Linked DNA regions of Homo sapiens: region 2 is linked to region 1. A link is a loop called in an ENCODE intact Hi-C map of the cell type or tissue named here. Cell type or tissue: thyroid gland. All regions are shown on one strand. Each heading gives the region's core, and the rest is flanking DNA. Links, peaks and the distances in the headings are about the cores only. Region 1 has its middle 5.4 kb from the start of FOXN3-AS1. Region 2 has its middle 110 kb from the start of FOXN3-AS2.

The links. Peaks named below come from ENCODE experiments on the same cell type or tissue, not always from the same donor. Only the 100,000 strongest peaks of a DNase experiment are listed, where the experiment ranks them.
Region 2: it touches region 1 in a loop (2.4-fold over the local background); 2 of 110 quality-filtered maps call a loop at or near these places.

What each region holds. Positions count from the first base shown.
Region 1 is chr14:89,420,078-89,425,459 of GRCh38, reverse strand. It overlaps a transcript of FOXN3 not described here. Among named protein-coding and RNA genes, the nearest start is that of FOXN3-AS1, 5.4 kb to the right of the region's middle. RefSeq lists an enhancer at 18-632. In thyroid gland, for the core only: no CTCF peak of the experiment used is centred there; DNase peaks (open chromatin) are centred at 2,639 and 3,189; H3K27ac peaks cover 679 bases.
Region 2 is chr14:89,681,956-89,687,337 of GRCh38, reverse strand. No RefSeq gene overlaps it. Among named protein-coding and RNA genes, the nearest start is that of FOXN3-AS2, 110 kb to the right of the region's middle. In thyroid gland, for the core only: no CTCF peak of the experiment used is centred there; no DNase peak of the experiment used is centred there.

The DNA of each region.
Region 1 (5,382 bases), core at 175-5,174:
GGAGGCAGAGGTCGCGGTGAGCCGAGATTGAGCCATTGCACTCCAGCCTGGGCAACAGAGCAGGACTCTGTCTCAAAAACAAAACAAAACAGGCCAGGCGCAGTGGCTCATGCCTGTAATCCCAGCACTTTGGGAGGCCAAGGTGGGTGGATCACGAGGTCAGGAGTTCAAGACCAGCCTGGCCAACATGGTGAAACCCCGTCTCTACTGAAAATACAAACAATAGCTGGGTATGATGGCATGTGCCTGTAATCCCAGCTACTTGGGAGGCTGAGGTGGGAGAATTGCTTGAACCAGGACCCGGGAGGCAGAGGTAGCAGTGGGCCAAGATCGTGCCACTGCATTCCAGCCTGGGCTGCAGAGTGACACTCTGTCTCAAAAAAAAAAAAAAAAAAAAGAAAAGAAAACAAAACAAAACACAACAAAAAAAAGTCAGCTGTACATAAAATGAGTTCAAGAACTGAGAGAGGTGATCTCCTCTTGTATCAGATAAGCATCACGAATATCCCTGGGGCAGGAGAAGCATTAGTAGCTCTGGTCATGTGGGGTAACTCAGCTGGGCACAGATTTTCTATCAGATCTGAAAAATAAAAATAACTTGTAACCACATTTAGTGGCATGATCACGGCTTACTGTAGCTTCAACCTCCAGGGCTCAAGTGAACCTCCTACCTTAGCCTCCTGAGTAGCTGGGACTATAGGCACGTGCCACCATGCCTGGCTAATTTTTCTATTTTTTTTTTTTTTGTAGAGTCATAGATCTCCCTATGTTGTCAGGCTGGTCTTGAACTTCTAGGCTCAAGCAATCCCCAGCCTCGACCTCCCAAAATGTTAAGATTATAGGTGTGAGCCACCGCACCTGCCTTCCCCCACAAATTCTTAATTCAAGAGTATTTTGAACTCTTGAATCTTGGAACCTGCGTAAGAGTTTGTAGAGAAAGTTTGATATTCAAAACCTATAAACCAAAAGACTTCCCACGGCCAGACAATAGACCTCATAACACAGGATATAATGTTTGTTGTACTTAGCAATTCTCCTGTTTGCTCAGAGCACCAGGCTTTTCAGAAGGGGATCGTTTTGTCCCTCCTGATTGAAAAGATCACAGAATGCTTTAATTTTGTGAAGCGCTTTGCCAACATATTCATTTTCCCCTAAACTCTTACTTTATGAAATCTTTGCAAATTGTTTCACACGTACAGTCTCTGAGAATGTGAAAATGATTCAGAAAAGGGAAAGCCTCACTTAAAACTACTGGAAAATGCAAATGAAAGGGAACAAAGGGAACATGGCCCCACTGTGCCCCACAGAATGTAATAATATGCCTCTGGCCTCTTATTTCAGCAATTTCCAAGTTTTTGTGATTTTAAACAACGTCCCAGCAAAATCCTCCTAAATACATTGTTGCTTCCTTCAGTTAATTTATTCAATACATATTTATTGAGTGTCTTCTGCCAGGCATAAATGCCAGGTGTGCACTGCTGAATCTAATAGGCTGGAGTCCTGCTTTCCTGGGGTTTATTGCCTCTTCCCAGTAGTCAGTCTGGTGGGGAAGTTAACTCTCTTATAGGATCTCCCAAGGATAAATTCCTAGAAGTTGGAAATTTAGGATCAGTGGCTGTCCGTGCTCACTGAAATTTTAATTTGTTTTGCGACTGTCCTCTTGAAAAGTTATACCACTTCCCACCAGTGCCTTCAACCAACATTGGCATGGTTAGTTCTTTTAAGTCTCTGCCATTCTGATAGATGAAATGAGATATCACAATTGCTTTAATTTGCATTTCTTTGATTTTTACAGTTTTGAGCGTCTTTTCATGGGGATAGTCTCATTTTTGTTTCTCTTTTTGTGAATTTGCCCCTTTTCTTATTAGAGTGATAATTTTTTTCTCATTGAGTTGTAAGATTTATAAATTTAAAATATTAACCCTGTTTTCATCTGCATGTCCAATATTTCATTTGTTTTTAAATTTTATTTATGACCCCTGATTTTACACACAATTCTAAATTGGTATGCAGTCTAATATGTCAAGATTTTCATTTTGATTTGTTGGCTTAATAAAAATAGTGTTCACTAAGTGCCAGAGCCCTGTTTTATGTTCCTTACAAAGATTAATTTATTTAATCTTCACAACAGTCCTATGAAGTGAAAACTAGGTAGATAGAAAGAAGTTAAGAACCTTGACTGAGGTTAACCTGCTAGTAAGTGGTAAGATCAGAGTACGAACCTAGTCTGTGTCTAACCACTGCGCCTCCCCACTACTGGTCTTGGTATTAGACTCTGTGTGTGTGTTTGCTTATTTGTGGTTGCTTTATAAATGCTCATAGACCTACTCCTCCCTGAGGGCAGGTGCCGTGTCTTCTGTTTCTCCTGGCCTCTTCCCAGTCCCCTCCACTCTTCACTGGGTATAGAGGAGCTAGATGCTTACTTGTTGACGGAATTAATTGAGTAAATCTGGATTCTAGATCATCGGCTCACACTTGTGTTTATGCTCAAAGAGGAGTTGACAGGTTCTATATTTCCATTTTGCCTCCAGCAGCCGGCTTGACAAGCTCAGGTTTGGCGAGGGCACCTGAGCTGATGAACTTCACCCTACCAGTTCAGCTGTACTTTCCCTTACTACACACCCTGCTTCCCTCTTAAAGTAAGCCTGGCTGCATTCCCTGCTGGAGAAATTCTAATAAGCCCTTTCCCAGGCTCCACCCTTCAGAATCTGTCAAGTAAACAGCAAGAAGGCACAAAAGGAAAATCCCAAGAGACGGTGACCAGAAAGTTCAAATGATGTTTGACCAAGACTTTACACACACCAAGATGTTAAGGGTCTTCCAGCCGAGGGGCGCCGTCTCTTTTCCACAGCGGGAAAGTGAGGAGTTTTTTTACTCTTACAAACAGCGTTCTCAGACCTTATCTCAAAGAGACTCTTAGTCAACCCATGATTAAGGAGTTATCTTTGAACATAATCTCCCCCTCTCTTCTCATATTCAATCATTTGACAAATCCTCTTGGTTCTTCCTTTGAAGACTGTCTTGCGTTCATTTGTTCCAGTCTCACTGACTCTTCTGATTCACTTGGTCTTGAAGTGGGTCCACAGACCAGCAGCCTCACCTGGGAGCTTGTGAGAGATTCACATCCTCAAGCCCAGCCCACACCTCCCCAACCAGAAACTCTGGGGGTGGGCCCTGCAGTTTGTGTTTTAACAAGCCCTTCAGGTAATTCCTATGCATACACGAGTTTGAGAACCACTGCTCCAGTGGACGCCCCCTCAACCCCCTTATAACATTATAAATGTAATGGGCCAGGTGCGGTGGCTTATGCCTGTAATCCCAGCACTTTGGGAGGCCGAAGCCGGAAGATTGCTTGAGACCAGGAGTTTGAGACCAGCCTGGGCAAAATAGCGAGACCCCATCTCTACAGAAAAATTAGCCTGGCATGGTGGCATGCGCCTGTAGTCCTGGCTACTTGGAGGCTGAGGAAGGAGGATTGTTTGAGTCTAGGAGTTCGAGGCTGCAGTGAGTTACGATTGCACCACTGTGCTCCAGCCTGGATGACAGAGCCAGACTCTGTCAAATAAATTAATGTATATATGTATGTATATATGTAATGGGTGTTTATTGTAGACCATTTGAAAAATAGCGGGGCCCAGCACGGTGGCTCGCGCCTGTAATCCCAGCACTTTGGGAGGCTGAGGCGGGCAGATCACCTGAGGTTGGCAGCTCGAGACCAGCCTGACCAACGTGGAGAAACCCCGTCTCTACTAAAAAAATACAAAAATTAGCCGTGCGTGGTGGTGCATGCCTGTAATCCCACCTACTCGGGAGGCTGAGGCAGGAGAATTGCTTGAACCCCAGAGGCAGAGGCTGCAGTGAGCCAAGATGGCGCCACTGCACTCCAGCCTGGCCAACAAGAGCAAAACTCCATCTCAAAAAAAAAAAAAAATTTCCCTGGGTGGAAACACCATAAACCAATTGCCCACACGGACAATTGCACGATTTCACATGAATTCTCAGCAATATGTTTGGCCTGGTGCAGTGGCTCATGCCTGTAGTCCCAGCACTTTGGGAGGCTGAGGCAGGCGGATCACCTGAGGTCAGGAGTTCAAGACCAGCCTGACCAACATGGAGAAACCCCGTCTCTATAAAAATACAAAATTAGCCAGGTGTGGTGGTGCATGCCTATAATCCCAGCTACTCGGGAGGCTGGGGCAGGAGAATCACTTGAACCTGGGAGGTGGAGGTTGCAGTGAGCCGAGATTGTGCCATTGCACTCCAGCCTGGGCAACAAGAGCAAAACTCTTGTCTCAAAAAAAAAAAAAAAAAAAAGAAAGAAAGAAAATATGGACAAGTATGAAAGAAGCACACAAAAAAGAAGTATCCCATAACTCTAACATTCAGAAGGAACCACTATTTTAGCCTTTTTTCCCCAATTTTTTTTTTTCTTAAACAGTCTTCATTCTGTTTTGTATGAATTACTGCAATGATTTCTGAGTTGTTCTGCTGGTTTTTGATCTTCCAGTTTCTCTCTTCCTCTCCCGAAATTCATCTTGGATCCACCATCCCCATTTATCTTTTTTTTTTTTTTTAATTCGTATCTCTGATAATACAACTTCTGGGCTCAAAAATATTCAGTGAGCCACCTTTGCCCTCTGACCTTAACACATATAAATTGCTCACCCTGCTATTCAAGGAGTTTGGTGATATGATGCTTGCACTCTTACCCACTAATCTGTGTGCTCTTTAGGGACAAAGACCGTCTATCTCTGGCAGCTAACACAATGCCATGCACTTGGTAGGCACTCAGCAAATATTTGTTCAGTGAATGAGTTCCTCTTCTACTACAATCAAGTCAGATTTGGTAATTCTGTGCCATCGATTTCTCTTGGAACAGCAGTTTGTAAGCAAAATCATCCCCTTGTGCTTTCTCAAAATACACATATCCAGGCACCATCCTAGAAGACTCTAGTTGGTTAGGTGTGGCTTCTGGATGGTTCTGATGGGCATCCCCAGGTGAGAAGCTCAGGTCAAGAACACCCCTTCCCCATTTCCACAGGTTAAACAGCAACCCACCCTTATTAGATATCCCACTTCCAAAGTCATCTCCCCTCCCTTCCCCAGATGTTTCACCATGTCCCTTGTCTCAGCTGTTAGCAGTAGGGAGTGGTGGGGGGCCATGCGCGTAGGGGAGTCATGTGACTCAGGCTAGGCCAATCGCACTATTTCCCTGAGAAGTTAAACTATGTCATGGAAGGCTTGAGGCAGTTCAAAGGTGGTGGGTGCTAAAAGTCAGAAGGCCTCAGGGCTTGCTGCTGGCAGCCCTGTGTGGTTATCATTGAGCAGAGGAAGCCAACCTGCAGGGTAGAGAGTGGAGTCACCTATAGAGGGAAGCACGAA
Region 2 (5,382 bases), core at 118-5,117, 260 kb before region 1:
TTCCCCTTCTGCTTGGTTCTCATTTCTCTCTCTTGCCTGCCATGTAAGACGTTCCTTTCACTTTCTGCCATGATTGTGAGACCTCCCCAGCCATGTAGAGCTGTGAGTCCATTAAACCTCTTTCCTTTATAAATTACCCCCAGTCTCAGGTATGTCTTTATCAGCAGCATGAAAACAGACTAATACACTACCTCTATCCTTAGGACAGTAACTGACGTATGGTATAACTCAATCAAAATTTGCTAAATGAACAACTGCATGAAAGAATGAAATAGATATTCAAAGAAGGAAAGGAAAAAAGGTAGCAGTGGTAAGCAGGTTTCACAAAGTAAGAAACAAGAAGAGCCAACACATCCAAACAATTTAAACAGGGAGAAGCCCTGAAATGAAATCTATTTTTCAGTCTTCACTGAGAGAGCTGCTGTACAGATTCTTGCCCAAAGTATATGTCAGTGCTGAGTGGTCACAGTCCCAGTTAAAACTGTGAAATGTGGAAGCGTTGAGAGCCACATCTAAGCATTCAGTTATAGCAACTTCATTTAAATACAGGAAAAGCCGTGTTTTCCAGAAACTTAACCCAGAAAAAGTTCTAGGAAAAAAAAAAATCTATTTTTGTTATTTTTAAATGGAAATTTTCAAGTGAACACACTGTCCCATACAGAAGCAAATCTATCTGAGGGATCTGTAGCCATGGAAAAGCATGTGGATGGCAAGAGCAAAGACTGACTTACTGGATGGTGGCTTTGGCAGCAAATGTTTTCTTTTCCCCAAAATGGTTTCTCCTCTTTCCCTTCTCCTAGAACTTGAAATACCCTCCATAAGAAAGCCAGTTTTGGGCCAGGTGTAGTGGCTCATACCTGTGATGCCAACACTTTGGGAGGTTGAGGTGGGAAGACCAGCTTGGATGACATAGTGAGACCCTGTCTCTACCAAGAAAAAAAAATTAGTCTGGTGTGGTGGCACATGCTGTAGTCCCAGTAACTCAGGAGGCTGGTACAAGAGGATCATTTGTGCCCAAGAGTTCAAGGCTACAGTGAGCTATGATCACACCACTGCACTCCAGCCTCAGCAACAGAACAAGACCCCATTTCCAAAATAAAGCCAGGGTTTTTTTTGGAGGTTGTCATTACATTTCTAGGAACTGTTCACATTCAACTAAAGTTCATTAAATTAACTTTTATTGGTGACTACATATACTTAGATAGCTATTATATTATAATACATATCACCCTTATACTAATTAAAGAAAAGAGGGTAAGTTTTGATGAAATAACATGTATGAATGGTCTAAACCTTCCTTCACATTGCTATTGAAATTCTCCTAGAATACAGAGCTGATTATATCACACCCCTGCTCAAATGCTTTTGATAACGTTTTATCTCCTATGGAATAAATATCAAATTCGTTAATGTAAGGGATATTTATTTGGCTTACCCAAACAGGAATGCTCTCTGCCCTATCTCGCCTCACTTCAACCATCTGGTTAGAAAGAAAATTCTCTCAAGCATTTTTACAGGACAAGAGGACAAAGACCATGCTGGTTTATTCGATGTCTTATTTAAAAATGTGAAAGAATTCATAGAATCATAGTGACCAAAAAAAGGGTCACTCTCATCGCCATCTTGGTTTTGGTGGGTTTTAGCAAGCTTCTTGACTGCAACCTGTTTTATCAGCAAGGTCTTTATGACCTGTGTCTTGTGCTGACCTATCTCATTCTGTGACTTAGAATGCCATAACCATCTGAGAATGGAGCCCAGTGGTCTCAGATTCATTTTACCCAGCTCCTATTCAAGTTGGAATTGCTTGGTTCAAACGCCTCTGACCTTTCCCTCCTCCCTTTTATAAAAGAATTCTTAATCCTAAGGGTTGCAGAAGGATGAAGATCCATCTTCTGTAACTTCTTCAGGCTGATAGGGGCAATGATATTCCTGCCTAACTATTGGGTCTTTTGTATTCAGGGTAGAGAGGAGCTCCGTCAGAAAGCATCAGTATGTTGAGGGCCATTCATAACTTTGAGTTCTGACCAAAGGTGATATCCGGAAGATTAATAAGTGTTCAGATTAATAAAACATTTGGTAAACTTATCCTGCATTCCTACACAGAAAGTACAACAGCAATATATTCCACAACAGTAAAACAAAATAAGTAATATTATCCCAAGCAAACTAAATAAGAAGGCCTTTCATGAACTGGGAAACTGTTGGAACCAAGCTGATATGGGGTTGCTAGCTGATTCCAATATGTGCCAAAATTAGAATATTGATCCTGTTTTTTGTTTTTTACATTACACAACCCCTTTGTTTCTTCTAAGCTGCAATCACAGATCACTGATTGGTTCACATGAGTAAGCAGGGTCAGTCTAAATCGCAGGAAAAAAATTCAAAAACAACTGACGAGACTAGAATCTAATAACAGGTGTACCTGTTCTTGAAACACAATTTTCTCTTTCCGGTTTCTCATTTTTACTAAAAGACAAATTGTGGTAAGACAGATTTGCTTTATTATACTTGGCCCAATTATTTGTATAAAGTGCAGCGAGAATAATTATTTTTCATATAGGCTTTTAAAATTGGCTTTGATGGAACTCTGTTCCATAAGGAATCTTAGATAAGACTTTTTTTTAAAGCTGAGCCCAGTCATAGGTTTATACCCTTAAATACCTATGAGCTGAATAAATTCCTCTCCTCTTGAGGTCTTAAAGTAACTTGAGGCTCCTGACCCTGTGGTAATTCTTTACTTACCACAGGTCAGGAACCCTGTACAGGGCCTGTGTAGTCAAGGTATGAGGCCAGTTTTCCCAAAGGGCTTTTATTGGCTCTGTAAGTCAAATTTGATTCCTTAAAGGAAAGCACACCATTCTAGTTTAAGCCTTGGTAAAATAGCCAGTTTCTCCAATTCTGTCCTATTGCAAAAGAAAACAGATTCTTATTGCACTTATGCGAATAACTATGTGCCATAAGTTAAGAATACTCACAAACAGTTTTCAATTCTGGAGAAATCAGGTAGACAGAAACAAATATGCTTCAAATTTTGACAGAATTATACATTACTCAATTGTTAAATGCTGTCAATATTTCAGAAGAAAAGTTTCCTTGACTCCAAAGTTGGCCAATCAGTGCTACAGTCTAGTTCTTTGGGTCGGGGGTCTCCTCAGTATCGTCCCTTCAGGGTTTGACAGAAAGATGTTACCGGAAAGGGGTCCCGATCCAGACCCCAAGAGAGGGTTCTTGGAAAGTGCACAAGAAAGAATTTCAGGTGAATCCATAGAGTAAAGTGAAAGCAAGTTTATTAAGAAAGTAAAGGAGGCCAAGTGTGGTGGCTCCTGCCTGTAATCTCAGTGCTTTGGAAGACTGAGGTGGGCAGATTACTTGAGGTCAGGAATTCAAGACCAGCCTGGCCAACATGGTGAAACCACATCTCTATTAAAAATACAGAAATTAGCCAGGGATGGTGGTGTGTACCTACAATCCCAGCTACTTGGGAGGCTGAGGCATGAGAATCACTTGAACCTGGGAGGCAGAGGTTGCAGTGAGCCGAGATGGCACTACTGCATTCCAGCCTGGGCAACAGAGCAAGACTCTGCCAAAAAAATAAAATAAAATAAATAAGTAAGTAAAGAAATACAGAATCCCTACTCATATTTCAAAGCCCAATTACAAAACCACCAAATATTTTCCTTGCCCCAAAACAAACCTGAGGCACCTCACGAAGCCTGTGTTCGTGTATATCCCAGTGTTTATTGGGCTTCACCTATATGCTGGGCACTGGGCCTTCCCAGGTCTCGAAAGTCAATTTCCCATGAGTTCCCACAGCTCTCTATTTATATATTTTGTAACCTAGGTTTTCCAGGGCATGCAGACGTGGAGTAATAACAGAGTCACAAAAGCCATCACAGGACTAGAGCTAGGACTAGGACAGGACTAGAGCATTTCTAATGCTTTTTAGAGCATCTCTAAAAAGAGAAATGCTCTAGTCCTGTCCATACCTGCGACTGTGAGAACATTTCCATCCAGTTCCCTTTGCCCAGGGAAGCATTTTATAACCCCTCAGACTACCTTAACACCCCTTTATGCTTTCTCGATCCTGTACTTTTCCTTTATAGGACTTAACCAATTAAGTCATCACTGATACAAGTATAAGTAACCTCTGTTTGCCCCAAGCAGACCAAAGACATTTGGGGCAGCGGCTAGTGTCTGACTGGTTGGTCATTGTATGTCCAGCATCTAGCCCAGTGCCCAGCACATAGGTAATGCTCAATAAACCTTGGGAGCATAAATGAACACAGGCTCCATGAAGCACCTCAGGCTCATTGATCCACATAAACCCTACCTTTAGTGTGTCTCATTTTCCTCCCTCATGTTCAGCGACCTGTGATGCCCCCATTGCTGTGAGGATGAGATTGCCAACATCTTCTGAAGAGAAGCCTTTCAAAGGAGCTTCTAACTTCTGAGGCCACCAAGATGCTGTTGATGGTCACAATGGCAGACATACATTGTCCCCTCGTATGTCTTCTTTGATCCGACTTCTGGTTGGACTGTCCAGCTGCTTAAAACACTATATTAGTGCCATGTCCATATGGACTCCAAAAATAACCCAAAGAGAGAAGGAAACCATTCTACCAGCAAGGGAACCATGAGACCTTGGGTACTGGATACCCAATGGACAGGCTACTGATGGAAAGATTTTGTCCATTTGGGCCTCTTCCCTTAAGACTCAGGGATGTGGCCAAAAGCCAGGTAGTCTCAATCTGTCTCATCTACTCTGACCTGAAGCACTGAATTGGCAATGATCTTATATGTCTCATTTCCCTCACAATTTCTGCTTCCCAAAAGTCACATCAACTTCTACCAGGCGTACCCCACAGAGACCTCCAGGCATTCTGAGACAAGGCCTCTCCTAAGGACATTTTTCAGGTTTCATGACACACTATCATAACACTTAATACACTCAGTGTATCAACCCTAGATTTTATTTTATTTTATTATTTATTAATTTTTGGAGACAGAGTCTCTGTTCCCCAGGCTGGAGTGCAGTGGCATGATCATAGCTCACTGCAGCCTCAAACTCCTGGACTCAAGTGATCTTCCTGCTCCAGCCTCCCAAGTAGCTGGGACTACAGATGTGCACCACCACGCCTGGCTAATTTTTAAAAACTTTATTTAAAGACAGAGTCTCACTATGTTGTACAGGCTGGTCTCAAACTCCTGGCTGGCCTCAAGCCATCCTCTCGCCTTGGCCTCCCAAAGTGCTGGGATTACAGGCGTGAGCCACCACGCCCAGCCTGTTTGCTAGATTTTAAATTCCTTTAAGAAAGTTCTCATGTCTTGTTTATCATTGTGTCTCTCTTTCTCACTTGCCGTGGTCTCCCATCCCCCAGTACC